2 separate regions of the Mus musculus genome follow, and region 1 is linked to region 2. A link is a loop called in an ENCODE intact Hi-C map of the cell type or tissue named here. Cell type or tissue: heart. All regions are shown on one strand.

What was found. A loop is a pair of places that touch in the nucleus more often than their neighbours do. Peaks named below come from ENCODE experiments on the same cell type or tissue, not always from the same donor. Only the 100,000 strongest peaks of a DNase experiment are listed, where the experiment ranks them.
Region 1: a loop joins it to region 2, with 2.2 times the contacts of the local background. A loop is called at or near these places in 2 of 42 quality-filtered maps.

What each region holds. Positions count from the first base shown.
Region 1 is chr11:115,830,151-115,838,150 of GRCm38, reverse strand. Llgl2 (LLGL2 scribble cell polarity complex component) reads right to left here. Exons shown (of 26, transcript NM_145438.2): 2 at 3,249-3,354. The coding sequence starts at 3,323. Among named protein-coding and RNA genes, the nearest start is that of Llgl2, 10 kb to the right of the region's middle. In heart, a CTCF peak has its summit at 4,865; DNase peaks (open chromatin) are centred at 4,687 and 5,450; H3K4me3 peaks cover 3,785 bases; H3K27ac peaks cover 8,000 bases.
Region 2 is chr11:115,486,698-115,494,697 of GRCm38, reverse strand. Armc7 (armadillo repeat containing 7) reads right to left here. Exons shown (of 3, transcript NM_177778.5): 3 at 4,232-5,985. The coding sequence ends at 5,624. Nt5c (5',3'-nucleotidase, cytosolic) reads left to right here and starts at 2,884. Exons shown (of 5, transcript NM_015807.1): 1 at 2,884-3,091; 2 at 3,327-3,427; 3 at 3,500-3,560; 4 at 3,731-3,845; 5 at 3,954-4,273. The coding sequence starts at 2,912. The coding sequence ends at 4,099. It also overlaps the pseudogene Gm11694. In heart, a CTCF peak has its summit at 3,286 (motif pointing left); DNase peaks (open chromatin) are centred at 2,847, 4,057 and 5,947; H3K4me3 peaks cover 2,425 bases; H3K27ac peaks cover 2,213 bases.

The DNA of each region.
Region 1 (8,000 bases), 340 kb before region 2:
TTTTCTGGTCATGGTCACAACTCCTGGCCAAGGACAGGTAACCCTCATGGCCCTAGCTAGGGCAGCGTCCCCGTTTTGTGTGAGGCATCTTGCTGGCTCTGTGGAAAGGCCTAGAACTGGTTTAGAAGCTGGGATCTGTAAGCTGTTTGGGCATCTGTCGTGTGGCGGGCGATGCCACTGTTCTGTTGTTGCACGCATTGCCCACGACACGCTGCCTGACAGCCTGACCTTCAGGGTGGCACTCCCAGATGTGACCACACCGTGAGTAGCCACTGTGCAGGCGCGGACCCTAACCTGCACATGAGGAATTCCTGTGTGGAGTCTGACAACAGCCCATGCACCTTTGATTCTGTGGCGTTTAGCCAAGCACTCGGTGGACACACGTGTACAGCCCTTCACGTCACGCTGGCTCTGTTTACGTCTCCCTCAACCTAAATCGAAATCTAAGATCATCTCCATTCTAGAGCTGTGCCAAGGCCTCACAGTGAGTGAATGGGGCTATCAGGTGCTAGGTCAATACTCGTCATTGGACTAGATGCTTCACCATGATCCTGTTCTCATCAAAATGGTCAGAGTGACCGGGCACAGTGGGGTATACCGTGAGCCTTTAATCTTAGTATTTGAGAGGGTTGGCGTTAGGTGGAGGCAAGTAGATCTCTGAATTGAAGGCTAGCCTGGTCTACATAGCAAACTCCAGGCTAGCCAAGGCTACATAATGAGACCTTGTCTTCAAAAAAGTCCAGGTGCAACACTCCTCTAAATAAATTTTTACTGCTCCTGGCTGAGACCCCACAGTCCTCCTGAATGCTCACTTTCCTGCTTTATCCACCCCCCCCTCCACACACACTCACACTGCACCCTCCCATTCTAGACATTCTCAGAGGAGAGCAACTAGAAGCCCCGGGTGTCAACTGACAATGGCTGGAGACATTTTGTGTGATATCATCTGGGCAGAGGCAGGGGACTGGCATCTGGCCAAACTAGGGTGCTGCTAACTACAGCGCCCAGGACAATTCTCTCAGCACAACAGGCCCCAGACATCGCCAGTGAGGAGGGTGAGAAACCCTGCTCAGGCATTCTATGATGTACAGAAGGAAACCCGGGTTACCTTTTCTAAAGGTCAATGGGACACCTGCTGCCTTGATCAAAGCCCCTCGGGGATACAGCATTCCCCTGGACCATGGGGCGAGTGGCTGCCATGGATAAGACTCTTCAGGGTCTCAAGTACTCCGGAATCTGACTTTACCCTCAAAGCACACCCTGCCGGCACCAGCAAACCCTCAGAACCTTGACGTCTCAATTGGTGCAAGCAGCTCCTCCCTCCCATTTACCCCCTAGACAAAGAATGTGAGGCCCTCAGCTCTTCCCCTCCCTAAGTCTGAAGGGCAAAGGCCTTACCAATTCACGTCTTACAGAGCCAGGCCTTGGACTGTACGGATCAGGGGTTAAGGTGGAGTAGGAGAACCAGGTCAAGGAGGGAAGAATTCTAGCCCACCTCCACACCCTGTGATGCCTAGGGATCCAGGGGTCACATGTTATTTGGGGACCACAAGTGGAGCATACTAAAGGTAGGGGTAAGATTCCTTTACCCCAGTTCCACCCTAGCCTCACCCACAGCACACAGGAACCAAGGTTTATCCCTTTGCTGAGCCAGTCCATCTGGTTTCTGCTGGAATTGGCTTCCTTTTTCGAGTGAGAGATCCTAGCATCACCAAGGACAGTAGTGGCACCTGGGGGTCACTCAGGACAGGTGACAGGTACTGGCTGTAGGTTCCACCCAGCACACGTGACCGATTCCCTTAGGAATGAGGGTGGTAAGCCCCGGGTGTCACCCTGTTCCTAACACCTGCACCAGATGATCATCTGTGGCTTAAAAATCCAGTCAGGGAGAAGCACTAACTTAAGGAAGCTTGCTTCCAGGGGCAGGTGTCATGACAAACTCCAAGGTGACACCCCCACAGGTGAGCTGGGCACCTTACATCAAACTTCTGGACCCGGCTCTAGGAGGTGCCAACCAGCACACAAAACCCAGCACCTAAGTTTCCCGAGGCACCATGCTAACCACAAGCTGTCCTGTTGCAGGAGACAATCTGTATACAAGCCCTCCGCATAGGTGACGGGCCAACACTCTCCTGGTTCGTTCATAAGCAGAAAAGATGTCTTTGGATCTGGGTAAGCCAACGCCGATACTTCTCAAATGGAAAAGTAGAACAGAACCCAGAAAGGAGGGTCCTTCATTCACCAGGCCGTTTCAGGGTGAGGGGAAGCCCAAACCAAAGCCCCAAATAAAAGGCATAGTTCCTGACTGGAAGCCGAAGCTCAGGGGTGGATGGCTTGGTTACTGAGATGGTTTGGGCTCAATCCTCAGTACCAAAAATGTCAGAATTGCACCTACGGACATGCCCTGGAGATGCAGACCCCAGGAGAAAGGATCCTGCTGCTGTCTCGGACCTACAATCTACTTCGGACATAGATCAAAGCAGACGAGAAGGCTAATTATCCCCAAGCGGCTCCAGATTGCTGGGTGGCAGGAGGGGGAAGCTAATGAGCTCTGTCACACCCTGTCACACTCTTTAGCCTTCCGAGGCCCAGCTTCCTTGGGGAGGCCAGCAAAGCTCCTGGGGCTTCAGATGCCACACTCTGCCCCACTCCCTCAGGTGCTCTTCCCCCCCCCCCTCCTCCCAGGCTGGAGCCTGCAGAGAAAGCTTTTTCCTTGGGGACAGTATCAGGGGAATGGTCCTTGAGGCCACAGGGCTGCAACATCATAAGGATGTTATTATACCTCGGGACTCAACGTGCTTTCATCTTTTCTGTCCCTTAGCCTCCTTGGCAGCCCCGTGACAAAGCAGGCAGGGCTGAAAGTTTTGTACCTGTCATAGGTAGAAAGATAGGGGCTTGGTGGAGTTAACTCTCAGTCATTTCTAGCCAGGGAGAGACCTGGGACAAGGAATTCTAACTCCCAGGCCCAATGTCGTTCCTAGACAGCAAGGTGACACAGACCTTTTGATCCTAACACTCAAGAGACAGAGGCAGGTGGATCTCTGTGAGTTCCAGGCCAGTCAGGGCTACATGGTGAGATCCCCGTCTCAGAAATAAACAATAACAATATACCTCTTCCTAGGGGATGCCACTCTGTTTCCCAGTTAAGATTCCCAGGGGGCTTTTCAGGCAGTGTCACTCCCCAGCCCCAGCCCCTGGGGAGGAGCCCAGGCCAGGGTTTCCCCTGCCCTCCCTCACCGCATCCTTACCTTGTTAAACTGGAACAGATCCCGCTTCAGCCTCTCCCGGGCAGGGTCATGTCCAGTTCTCAGGAACCGCCTCATCTTGCTTTAGTTTGTGGCCCCCACAACAGACCTGCAGAAACCAAAAGTGCCCTTGAGCCCATGCCCACAGTTGTCCAGGCCCAGCCTCACCCAGACCCACAGCTTCCTGGGGCCAGAATCATCCTGGACACAGGTGTCCAAGGCCCAGGATCACCCAGGCCTACAGCTGTCCAAGCCCAGGGTCACCCAGGTTCACAGCTTCCCAGAGCCAGTATCACCCAGGCCCAGGCCCTCCTAAGACCCAGGATCACCCAGGCCCCAGCTGCTGAGGCCCAGGCCCAGAACCTCCCCTGCCAGGCCGGGAACCTCCCCACCAGCCTCTCTTCTTAAGCCCAGCTTCACCCTCACTTTCCTGAGCTCCTTCCACTGCAAGGGCCCAGGACAGGGAGACAGTGAGGCCTTGGTTCCTGGAGGTCTGGGCCTGTCTCTCCCCGTGGTTGATGCTCTAATGCCACCAGTTACCATAATGGGAACAGGAGAAACTGGGGGAGGAAGCCATTTACCCCAGCTTTATAGGAACAAAGAGAGCCAGCAGGCCCTGTGGTTAATTAGCTTAATTGTTAACCTGTTTTCTGAAAGAAAAAAAAAAACATAAAAATCCAGAAAGAGAAACTTCACAGCCTCCCTCCGTGCAGTGGGTTGGCAGAAGCGGGGCTGTCCTGTGGAATTTCTTGATCGGTGCCTCAACTGGACATGCAGGGGAAGGACCTGGGGCAGTTTTAGCAGGAATACCCAGGTCGGGGTAAGATGGGCAAGGAGCCCATCAAAGACTCACATAGCCAAGCCCCGTGGTGCTGGGGACCAGGTCTGGTCCTATGAGGCTGTGGGCTCTCTAGGTTAATCCTAGATCTGCCTTGCTGCTAATTCCCAGCTAGCTCCCTGAGCTCTGACTGGGCATCTAGAAATGTTCCTTTTCAGATGTGCATGGTGGCACACGTGTAACCTAGGTCACTGGGGAAACAGAGCATCAAGGGTTTAAAGCCATGAAGGGTACAAAGTGAGACCCTATTTCCTGCCACTCCCTAAGGAGGCCTTTCTTAAGGGCCACAGCGGAGCCCAAATCAAGAGAAGACATTCTATCTGTACCGAATAAAGAAAACAGCTCAAGACCCCCAAGCCACTCATCGACCATAGAAAGCATTCCCAGCCCAAGGGGGGAAACTATTTCTGTACTCTCCTTGGGGGAGGGGCTGTGAGTGGGTGGTTTGACTTTCAGCGCCCAGTAGCAGTCTCCTGCTGACCATCTTTGGCACTGGGCATGTTCCTAGGAACACAGGGGCTCACTCAGGCCATTACAGAAATGGCTTCCTTCATTCCACTCTAGACGGAAAGAGAAAGCAAACATAGCCGCCAGCTCGCTGAACGCTGCATGTAGGGTCAGGTAGACAGGCCGACAAAGTGTGCTAAGTACTTAAGCTGGAGCAGGGACGGGACACCCAGCCTCCACTGGGGAAGGGGGGGTGCTTCTTATCTAAACCGAGGCTGGAAAGATAGCCTGAAGGTTGGGGGCAGGGGTGGGTACAGTTCAGAGGCAGAGCACTTGGTGGCAGTGTACAAGGCCCTTCATCCTCAGCTCTGTAATCAATCAATTAAAGGGCCAAGACTTTGCTTATGAAAAGACTCTGGATTTAAGACTGGGGCTCCCCAGTTGCTGGCTGCGGATAGAGCCACATCCCCTGCAAATGCAAAGATCAGCAGGACAAGCCACTTCCAAACCAAACACCAGGGACCAGTCCCTGGGGAACTGTCACCCTTTGGGGACAATCAAAAGGTCATGATTTGCAGTGGGGGAGGGGAGAGAGACTAGGGATTTCACATTTTTAGGGAAGCAAGACCACTGCAGAGCCTCCCACTCGTGGGGATGGGTGGGGTGGGGCGTGGGGATTGGTGGGAAAGTCTGGGTACCCACCTGAGGTCCCATAACAAGCCAGAGAACAAGCATGGGGCATCAAGTACTGGGGGCTCCTGGGACTGGAGTGAAAACAGGCCCCAGACTTCGGCCATCTCTGCCTCTGAAGACAGCTGAGCTGGCTAGCTGAACATTCCAGCCGTGGGGGAGGGTGGTGCAAGCTCGTAAATCAGCAGCTACGGCTCCTGGGGTGCAGGCGCTCCCCTCCCCAGCCGAGGTCACTAGGTCAGAAGGCACAGGAAGCTGGGAATGACTCCCTGGGAAAGGAAAGAGACCAGCGGACTCTAGGGAAGGGACAAGAAGGGACCAGGACCATCTGTACTAAGGACCCCACAGGAGCTCAAAGTGACACGGCAAAGTGGTGAGTGGCAGGAAAGAGGGGACATGCCCCACTTGGTCAGGAGGGCAGAACACTCGGTGCAGGCTACCTACCCAAGTGGCCGTCGGAGCACTTGCTGTGACCAGCACTGTTCCAGACCCCCTGAATGTACCTGTTGATACGTTTTAAATGTTTTGGTTCAAGTTGTCTAGGCTCACTGTAGAAACATCAAATCACTGAGGGTGAATCGTCCTCCAGAGAACCTCAGGAAAATGTGGGGACCAGGTTCTGACCACCTCTGTTGTTTGTGTGCTCAGGGTAAACACTACACATCAGCTCAGGCGGAGGCCACCTGAGAGGCCAGGCAGAACACACCTACCTGACAGAGGAAACCAGGCCACAGACTAAGCAACTTACCCACGGTCACCACTGCATAGGAAGCGGCAGAACTCAGAGCTGACCCCCATGTATGACTAACTCCAGAATTGAGGGGCTTATAAAGGCGTCCATGAGGAATGGCTATTACAGGAGAGCTAATTATATGGCTGCAGTCAAAAGGTAGGGCCACGCGCACATACTCCCACAGGCCATGGAGCTCAAAGCTAACCAAGCAGTTTGGGACCAGGTGCCTGGTCACTGCTTTCAGAGTGTTCTTAAGAACTAACCTGCAGGGCTCAGTGACCTTGTGGGGGACCTACTGCTGGGGACCCCATTGGCCAGGGAGACAGAAGAGCGACCTAGGAGCTGGGACCAAGGTGGAGGTAGAACAGGCTTGGGGCCAGTGTAACTGCCCCAAGGCAAGGCATGAAAATACCCCACCCCTTCTTAGAGGAGGAGGAGGACAGGTGCGGGCCTGGCTCAGTTCAGAAAGCCCCCTCCCCCACCCCAGGCCTTCTACCCCAGATAAGCAAGCTCTCAGAGGAGCCTGGAAGTCAGGCTAGGGCTGTGAAGTCTGATAGGGGATGATCCTGCCTAGCCTATGCCTGGGAAATGGGGAGGTTAAAAGACTAAGGGGGCAAACCTACAGCCCCCCAGTGTGCCGACTCCTGAGGCAGACAGGCCATGAGAGATGCCCTCTGGCAGGAGGGAGAGTAGAGTGGGGAAGGAGAAAGTATACAAGATGCTGAGGTCAAGGGCGCTGGGGGTGGGGTGGGGGTGGGGAAGCCTCGCTGAGAGTTACTGGTCAGCCTCTTGGCCCTATGTGTTCACAGCACTCTACCCGGGACACTTTGCCTAGGATACCGCCACATAACCCCACCGCTCAAATGCTCCCTCGCCCCAGTCTACAACTGTCCCCTCCCTGCTACTTTCTCCTCGTATCCCCTACTCAGGACCTCGGTGACAGGTATTACCGGCCACATAAGGTTTAGGGCAGGGCTAAGGGTCAGGCGGGTGGAAGAGCATGGTGCCGTGGGCCAGGATAAGGAGCACATTCCAGGAGCACTGGGGCAAGTCCAGGCTGAGATCATGGAGTGACTCGCATAGCACCTCGCAGCACAGACACACACCGGAAAGATGAAAAAGCCAGCCGGCCAGAGGCAGGGCCGCAGGGAAGGCCGCTCCGTCGGGTCTCACCACACACAGCCCCTCCTCTCGTTTGGCCCTTTCCTGGCTCCTCTGGCTGCCACTGCTGTCTGAAGAATCTTTCTGACCCTCTAGCGACAGGACTCAAAAAAGCCTTCCTCATCCCTTGAGCCCGTCCTGGTCGTAAAGTGATCACATTTTAGGCTAGGGGTTGGCTCAGCCAGAAAAGTTATCTTGCAAAAGCATGAGGACCCGAGCTTGACCTTCAAAGCCCAGGTCAAAGAGCTGGGGTGGGGGTGTGTGCCTGTAACCTCCGGGCAGAGGCTGAGAGAGGAGGACCCCTGTGGCTCACTACTCACAGCGAGTTCCGGGAGGCGGACCCCTGTGGCTCACTGTGCAAGGTGAGTTCCAGGTCAGTGAGAGATCCTGTCTCAGAAAACCCAAGGTGGCCAGTACCTGAGGAATGACACCTGAAGGAGACCTGTCCGCCCTACCACAAACACGTGCACACACATGTGTACCCACTCACAGGCATGAACATGCACATACACCTAAAGATGTATAAAATGAAAGTTCCTTAGAACCACACGGGTGGGCCAACACTTCCTTCTCTAGCCTTAGCTATCAGGAGAATAAGAAGCAGCCTTAAATGACCAGTGACAAGGACCCCCCCACCCCCACCCCGTGAAGGGGCTCAGACCTGCAACAGAAAGCTGGCTGTGAACAGAAGTCTATTTAGTGAGAAAGCAGTGTACAGGGTTTGGAAGCCAGGTAGAATACACTGGAAATCACCTCGGAAAGGTTATGGCATCGGCGTCTGGTTTATCTGCACGGTACATAGGACCAAAGGGGAAGAGACAGGGCCCCCAAGTGTGATGGACAGGGGAGGGCTGCCTCAACCTTGGTGGTGGGATTAGTCTTTGGA
Region 2 (8,000 bases):
CTGTAGCCTACAATCATTTCTGTGTACTGCAACAGGCTAGCTTGCTGAATGGGTGGGCCATGGCTTTTAAAGGCCTGATTTTCCACTATGAATCTCAGGGAGTAAACCTGTACCCATCCTTCTGAGCCTCCGAGCAAGGGTGGGGCTCCTGGGAAGGGAGTTACCTGGCTGGTGTTCTAACTTGACAGTTGGCCTTAACTTTTATTATAGAGATAAGCACCTGGTGGCAGGTGTTTTGAGGGAGTGGAGGTTCAGCCAGACTCCATTATTGGAGCAGATTTTAGGGGACTGTCTGGAAACATTTGTAGGAGGGGGTTTAACACCCCAAGATAGAAAAGATTCTGTAAAGTCAGATCTTCAAACCATTTTATAAATGGGGTTCGTATGCTTGCTTGGAGGGTTGCTTAGTGCTAAAGAACATTTGCTGGGCCAGGCAGCGGTAGCACACATTTAATCCCAACATTCAGGAAGCAAAGGCAGGTGGATCTCTTGTGAGTTTGAGGCCAGCCTGATCTACAAAGAGAGCTCCAGGACAGCCAGGGCTATGCAGAGAAACCCTGTCTCAAGACAAGAGCATTCACTGTCTTGCAGAAGACCCAGGTTCAGTTCTCAGCACCCTCTTAGCAGCTCACAGCTGGTTCTAACTCTCGCTCCACGGCCTTGAAGCTTGATGGCCTCTGAATGCTTGCAAGTGGCGCACAGATATTCACGTGAGGGGGCAGAGGTGGAGGCAGAGGTATCTGGAATTAGTGGCAAGCCCAGGTAGGGAGTGAATTTGAGGCAAACTTGGATGCATAAAACCCTGTTGCAGCCGGGCGTGGTGGCGCACGCCTTTAATTCCAGCACTCGGGAGGCAGAGGCAGGTGGATTTCTGAGTTCGAGGCCAGCCTGGTCTACAAAGTGAGCTCCAGGACAGCCAGGGCTATACAGAGAAACCCTGTCTCAAAAAAACAAAAACAAAAACAAAAACAACAACAACAAAAAAAACCCTGTTGCAAAAAAAGTAAGGGGTGTGTGTCCAGGAGATGTTGGGAGAAGCCTGAGTTAAATAGGGTAAAGATACAATATGTATGGGATACAATATGTATGTATGGGATTCTCAGAATATTTTAAAAGTTACTGAAAGGGCAGGAGAGAAAAAACAGCAGATGAACTTTAACTCAGTTTATGTGAAAATTGGTTTGGCTTAGTGAAAATTCAGTCCCTAAGTAAGAATTCACCGGGATATGTTGTTGTTGGTTTGTTTTACCAGTTTTGTTTGCTTTTTTGTGTTTTTAAAAAAAATGTTTATAAGGAAAAAAACAAAAAATAAATAAAAATAAAAAGAATAAAGGAAGAAAAGAAAAAAATTGTTTATTTTATTTTTTTAAAAGGTTCTATATTTTATTACTAGACAAACACCCTAATTTAAGACATGAGCAAGTCTCCAGGTTAAAAATGTTGAAATCTGTCTGGTAGGACTGATTGCTGACCACAACTCAGTATAAACCCTCAGTCTTGCCATTGTGTGAATCCTTACAGACCCAGCTTTGTTCTCCTCCAGTGTCTTCTAAGAGAAGAGTTGAACCTGACGTTGTTACCAGTTTTCATCCGGATCCACTGAGGAATGGGGCGATTTTGCTTTTGTTTCTTGGCCAGGAATCGCTTGATTCGGAAAGTCTTGTGAGAAGACATGGCAAGAAGCCGAATCAGGCGTAATGCGCAGGATGGCAGAGGAAAGGAGAACCGAATCAGGCGTAATGCGCAGGATGGCAGAGGAAAGGAGAAGAGCTTTTTTTATTTTTAATTTCATTTATATGAGTACACTGTAGCTGTCTTTAGACACACCCGAAGAAGGCATCAGATCCCATTACAGATGGTTGTGAGCCACCATGTGGTTGCTGGGATTTGAACTCAGAACCCGGGGAAGAGCAGTCTGTACTCTTAACCGATGCTGAGCCATCTCTGCAGCCCAAATTTGTTTAAGATAAGGTCTTCACTAAGTAGCTCTGGCTGTCTTGGAACTCAGAGGTCTGCCTCCTGGGTGTGAGGATTAAAAATGTGCGCCACTACACTCTGCTCCTTTGTTGTTTTAAACTGGCTTTTCTTCAAGTGAGATGTCGGGCTCCATGCTGACAAACTTCTGCCATGGGTTAGAAGTCATGTCTTATCGGGGTGTAGCAGTGCCCACCTTTAAACCCAGCACATGGAAGGCAGAAGCAGGCAAACCTCGGGGAGTTTGAAGCCAGTCTGGTTCACAGAGTTTCAGGACAGCCAGGGCTATGTGGAGAAACCCTGAGTCGGGGGTGGGGGGGGAGTCATTACTCAAATCTGCATTTATAGGTTGGAAAATTGATGTGATGTCGCCATTGACTCTGAAATCTACAAGAATAAGTTGTGTCTCTGTGTGTGAACGCTTAACATTTTCTAGAGGGACATACAAGTTTTCGATTCTACCGGAGACCTCGGGTCCACAGGAAAAAGTAGTGGACGCAGATTGAAAACAATGTTACTGTTTCAAACCAAGTCTGGCTTATGAGTCCGGTCTCTTGAGAGCCCAGCTCATGCCCAGCTCATGCCCACGGTTGTCTTTAAGGGGTCCTTCTCATCCCTTGAACTGGGAGACTCACGATCCTGTCAGCTTCCAGCCTGGACAAACATGGGAGAGGCAAAGGATGCATTCAGCATGCGAAGCAGGTTCCCCATTGCCAAGAAAGTATTTCGGATCTTAGAGGTTATGGGAGAGGGATTCTGATGCTGCACATGAGCGGCAGCCCCGTAAGGGACGCAATGCCATCCTGGGCACCTGGTTGGCCACTCTGTGCAAATGAACAAAGTCCGGCCCGCCCCTACCCCGGTCCCGGAAGCTTGTTTCCGGGTCTGGCATCTTCCGTGCTTGCCGCTGTGCTCTGCGGAGACACCGGGCGTGGCAATGGCGGTGAAGCGGCCCGTGCGCGTGCTGGTGGACATGGACGGCGTGCTAGCTGATTTCGAGTCCGGCCTCCTGCAGGGTTTTCGCCGCCGCTTTCCCGAGGAACCGCACGTGCCGCTGGAACAGCGCCGGGGCTTCCTCGCCAACGAGCAGTACGGAGCTCTGAGGCCGGACCTGGCGGTAGGAGACCCGATGGGGAACCTCTAGGCTGAGTTCTCTTCTAGGCAGCCAAGCTGTGCGAATCCACAGTTCACCCCCGAACCAGAAAGCTTGAAAGGGTACACACACACACACACACACACACACACACACACTAGAACCGAGGTCTCCTGCAGAATCTTTGTGTGTGTGTGTGTCCTCTTTGGGGCTCCCCCTACTGGAAAGCAGGAGCGGGACCAAGATCTCTCTCTTTCAGGAAAAAGTGGCCAGTGTGTATGAATCTCCAGGCTTTTTCCTAAACTTGGAGCCCATCCCTGGGGCCTTGGACGCTTTGCGAGAGATGAACGACATGAAAGAGTAAGGAGGGTGAGGAGGGGGCGGCGGGAAGACGGCCAGTGCCCCAGGCCTAACTGCACCCCTTCTCCGCAGCACCGAGGTCTTCATCTGCACCACCCCACTGCTGAAGTACGACCACTGTGTGGGCGAGAAGGTGCCGGCGCCTGCGCTGATTTAAAAAAATAAACCAGAAAATGGGGGCTGGGTGAAAGGGGTCCCGCGTGTTTGAGGGCTAGTCCCACTTAAGCCCCCATGCCTTACTTATCTTGCATTCTGAGCCTAGCAAGTTCCACTGACCTCTCCCCACCCCTCCCGCCTATACAGTACCGCTGGGTGGAGCAGAACCTGGGGCCAGAGTTTGTGGAGCGGATTATCTTGACTAGGGACAAGACGGTGGTCATGGGAGACCTGCTCATTGATGACAAAGACAACATTCAAGGTTGGGCCAGCCAGTTAACCTTGACAACCCCCAGGCATCTGGCCTGCTGGGATTAAGGAGGAGTAAAAATGACCCAATTACAGAGCGCACGCTGTCTTTACTGCCCAGGCCTAGAGGAGACCCCAAGCTGGGAGCACATCTTGTTCACCTGCTGCCACAATCAGCACCTGGCCCTGCCCCCCACCAGGAGACGGCTGCTTTCCTGGAGTGACAACTGGAGGGGGATCATTGAGAGCAAGCGAGCCAGCCTGTGAAGGACCCTGAGGTGGACAGGACCCTGCCTGGACAGGTGACTTTCTTTAATCAGGGAGCCACTTGAACAGACTGCTTTCCGGCTCCTCCCAGGAGGCCTACACGGGAAAGAAGGAGACTAGCACACAAATACAGTGGAGAAAATCAGGAGGTTTTTAATAAAAATAAAAACCAAACGCGAGGCTTTGGATCTTTGATGCTCCTTTTCCTTTTCAGCTCAGGATGGGAGCGGGAGCCTTCCTTCATCCAGTGGCTGTACGACAGCCCCTCTCCAGCCCTTGTAGATCTCCTTCCTCAGCTTTCGTTGTCCATCTGAGGGGGGACAATGCTGAGTGATCAGGGCCCCCATTTTCCCTAAACTCCACTTCCTGTCAGGACTGCTCTTCGCTTATCCCCTAATTCCATTTTTTCTTCTCAGTGGCAGAGGAGGGCGGGGTAACCAGTTACAGGAGCTCGTTAGACTCTATCGGACCTTTGTGGTCAGGAACTCACTAGGTGGACCAGACTCATCGCTATCCCGCTCCTGTCTCTCAAGGGATTAGATTAGAGGTTGGGCCGCCATGGTCCCCTGACATTAGTTTCTAGGTGTCTTTATGGAAGGTCTGCATCTGAGTCCTGAGGGGTTGACAGTACCTACTGGAGGCTTGTGGCTCCTGAGAGAATGGCAGGAAGCAGACTGGGATAGCCCATGAAAGGTTCATGTTCAGGGCTCCCACCCAAGTGTCAGAAGATCTGACCCATAGGCAAAGGGGGCCAGAGCAACTCTTTTGAAAAGACAGGGATGCCACACTTGGCAGCTGGCACATGAGTGGTCCACAGCCTGGTAAAACAGAAGTCACTGTCTTGCTGTCTAACCCAAGGATCCTATGTAGGGCCTCTCCAGAGAGACAAGGCATGCCCGGGTGCCCTCAGTTCTCCTTCATTCTGCTCTCACACCTGTAGGGCCTTGTTCTTCATGCCCAATGGCCATTTAGTTAACACTCATTAAGCTGTGACACCCAAGGGAAGACACTTCACCTCTGCATTCCTCTTAGGGCGCCTCGCAGAGAGCAGGGCTGTGTGGATAGTTGTTTCTGTTCTGCAGAGCTCTCCAAGTCAATGCTACCATGCCCAGATACTCAGCCTCAACACGGGAGGAGTCAACCCACGGCATTTCCCCAGACAATAAGGCTGATTGATCTCTAGCCATCAAAATTACTCTGGACACTCATGGTACTGGCCACTCTCCCAGGGGCACAGCTTCTTACACGAGGGCATTAGCTGGGCACTGGGGGCAGCAGAGGTGGTGGTCTGTCTGTAGTTTATTGATTGCCAGTCCATGAAAGCCATACCAGCTTTGGTTCTCCTCTAAGCATCTCAAGTCTGGCTTCGTCCCTCCTCCTGTTTTCCCTGGATGCAAACGCCTGTCATGCCAAGACTGCAGCTTGCATGCAGCTGAACAAGCACCACTTTGCGCAGGATGGGCTCAGGATGCTATTAGCCTTCTGCTTCCTATACCTGTGGCAGGATCTTTAAGTGTCCTTGGGTCAGGGCTGCTGTGGGGCCTCAGTCTTTGGCAGTGGGATCCCCAGGGCAGAATGGGCCTGCTGGCTGTGGGCCTCAGCCACCTGGCTCGGCGAGCAGAAGTCCTCTAGGAATATCTGGGCCAGGTTCCGGAGCCGTGTGCTGGCAGAGATGGAGAAGCGCAGCATGCACTGGACCACGGGCAGGGAGGTCAGCTCGGGATGGGAGCGGGAGCCTGGCGAGCTCAGGTACATGAGAGTGGTGACAGCAGACAGCACCGTCTCCTCGTCAGGACTGGACAGGCAGCCGATGATGAGCGGGAGGCCCCCCGCCTGCAGGACGTGCTCCTTGTTGGCCTTGTCCGCGCACAGGTTGCAGAGCCCCCCTGGAGAGAGGCAAAGGTGGATGAGCCGGGTGCCTGGGTTCTGGTTTTCCTCTGTCTCGCCTCCCAGCCTCTCTCTGGCTAGTGAGTCCTGAGGAAGCACTTGGGCCTGGGGAGAAGTCTGCCTGTGGACAGGGACTGCAAGGTCACCAAGACCCAGTCCTCTGCCAAGGCTTCAGGAGTCCACCCTGGGAGTCACCCTGACTTCTGTCCCCAGCATCAGCCCTCCCCCAAAAGGATAGTGAGAAAGAAAAAGAAACCAGAAACCTCACGACATGCTAAGTCTAAGTAAATTACAGCAAGCTCATTGGATAAAAAATACCATGTAGAGCTTAAAAATAATGTCTCCAGGCTAGATAAGTGGCTCAACAGCTAAGACAGTGTATGGCCCTGGCAGAGGACCTGAGTTTGATCCCCAGGACCCCCAGTGGATAGCATGAATTCCAGCTTCAGGGGGTATTAAACCCCTTCTGGCCTCTGTGGACATCTGTATTCACGTGCACTCGTACACACACACACACACACACACACTATTAAAATGAAAGGTAGTGTCTTCAGGAGAGTTTTGGGGGCTAGCTTTGAGAAAGACTTGCTCTGAAGCCTAGGTTTGCCTGGAATAGTGTCCCACCCTGGCCTCCTGAGTGCTGGGTTATATATAGGCTTGCCCTAAAACACCAATATAAAAGTCTGCTTTCACCGCTAGGCATGGCTACATCCCTGTCTCAAAGACAAAACAAGCGGGGTAGAGAGATGGCTCAGTGTCTAAGAATACTTCCTGCTCTCCTTGAGGACACAAGTTCTGTTCCCAGGACCCACACCAGGCAGCTCTGAACCACTGGTAACTCCAGCTCCAGGGAATCTAAAAACCTGGCCTCCGTAGGACCCCATGGTGAACACGCAGCATTCACACACAGATATATGGTGTACACACAGCACTCACACACAGATAGGCCTCATATATGAATAGAAACAAACAGACAAACCCCACAAGGACTGGAGAGACGGCTCGGCACATCCTGCTCTTCTGCCTGTAACTACAGCTTCATAGGATATGACGTCCCTCTTTGGCCTTCATCAGCACCTGTGTCCACATGAACCTACCCACCCCTCCTCCTACGCCACATACACACATACATTAAATAAAAATTTTAGAAATCCTAAAGATAAACAAAACAAAAATATAAATTTTAGAGTTTGGGAAATGGCTCAATTGTTAAAAGTACTCGGCTAAGTTTGATCCTAGCACCAATATAAATAAGCCAGACATAATTATGTGGGTCTGTAACATCTTCACTGTGGGGGTAGAGACAGGAATGTATATGTGTATGTGTGTGTGTGTGTGTGTGTGTGTGTGTGTGTGTGTGTGTGTGTGTGTGATTGGTGAGCTCCAAATTCAATGAGAGACCCTGTCTTCAAAACCCACAGCCGGGCCGTGGTGGCGCACGCCTTTAATTCCAGCACTTGGGAGGCAGAGGCAGGCGGATTTCTGAGTTCGAGGCCAGCCTGGTCTACAAAGTGAGTTCCAGGACAGCCAGGACAGCCAGGGTTACAGAGAGAAACCCTGTCTCAAAAAAACAAAAACAAAACAAAACAAAACGAAAAAACCCAACCAACCCCCAGTGCAGAGCCACAGAAGATCACCCTCAGCATTCGCCCCTGGCCTCCGTACTCAAGAACACACACATAGAAAGAATTAACTTTTGTGTGTGTGGGTGTATGTGGCAGTGTCTCACAGTGTAGCTCTAGCTGGTCTGGAACTTGCTATGTAGACCAGGTTGGCCTTGAGCTCAGAGAGATTCATCTGCCTCTGCCTCCCAAATGCCTGCGCCACCATGCTTCCCTATAACCAGATTTAGTGGAGGCGGAAGGAGAGAAAATACTGGGAGAAAGGACCGAAACTGGAGGAGGGCATTTCCAGAGTAGACATGTAGTGCAATCGAAGTCCAAGGGACCTAGGTGAGAAACCCTAGCAAAGTCTCCCAGACACAGAGACTGGACTTCTGTAACCAGGCAAGGCC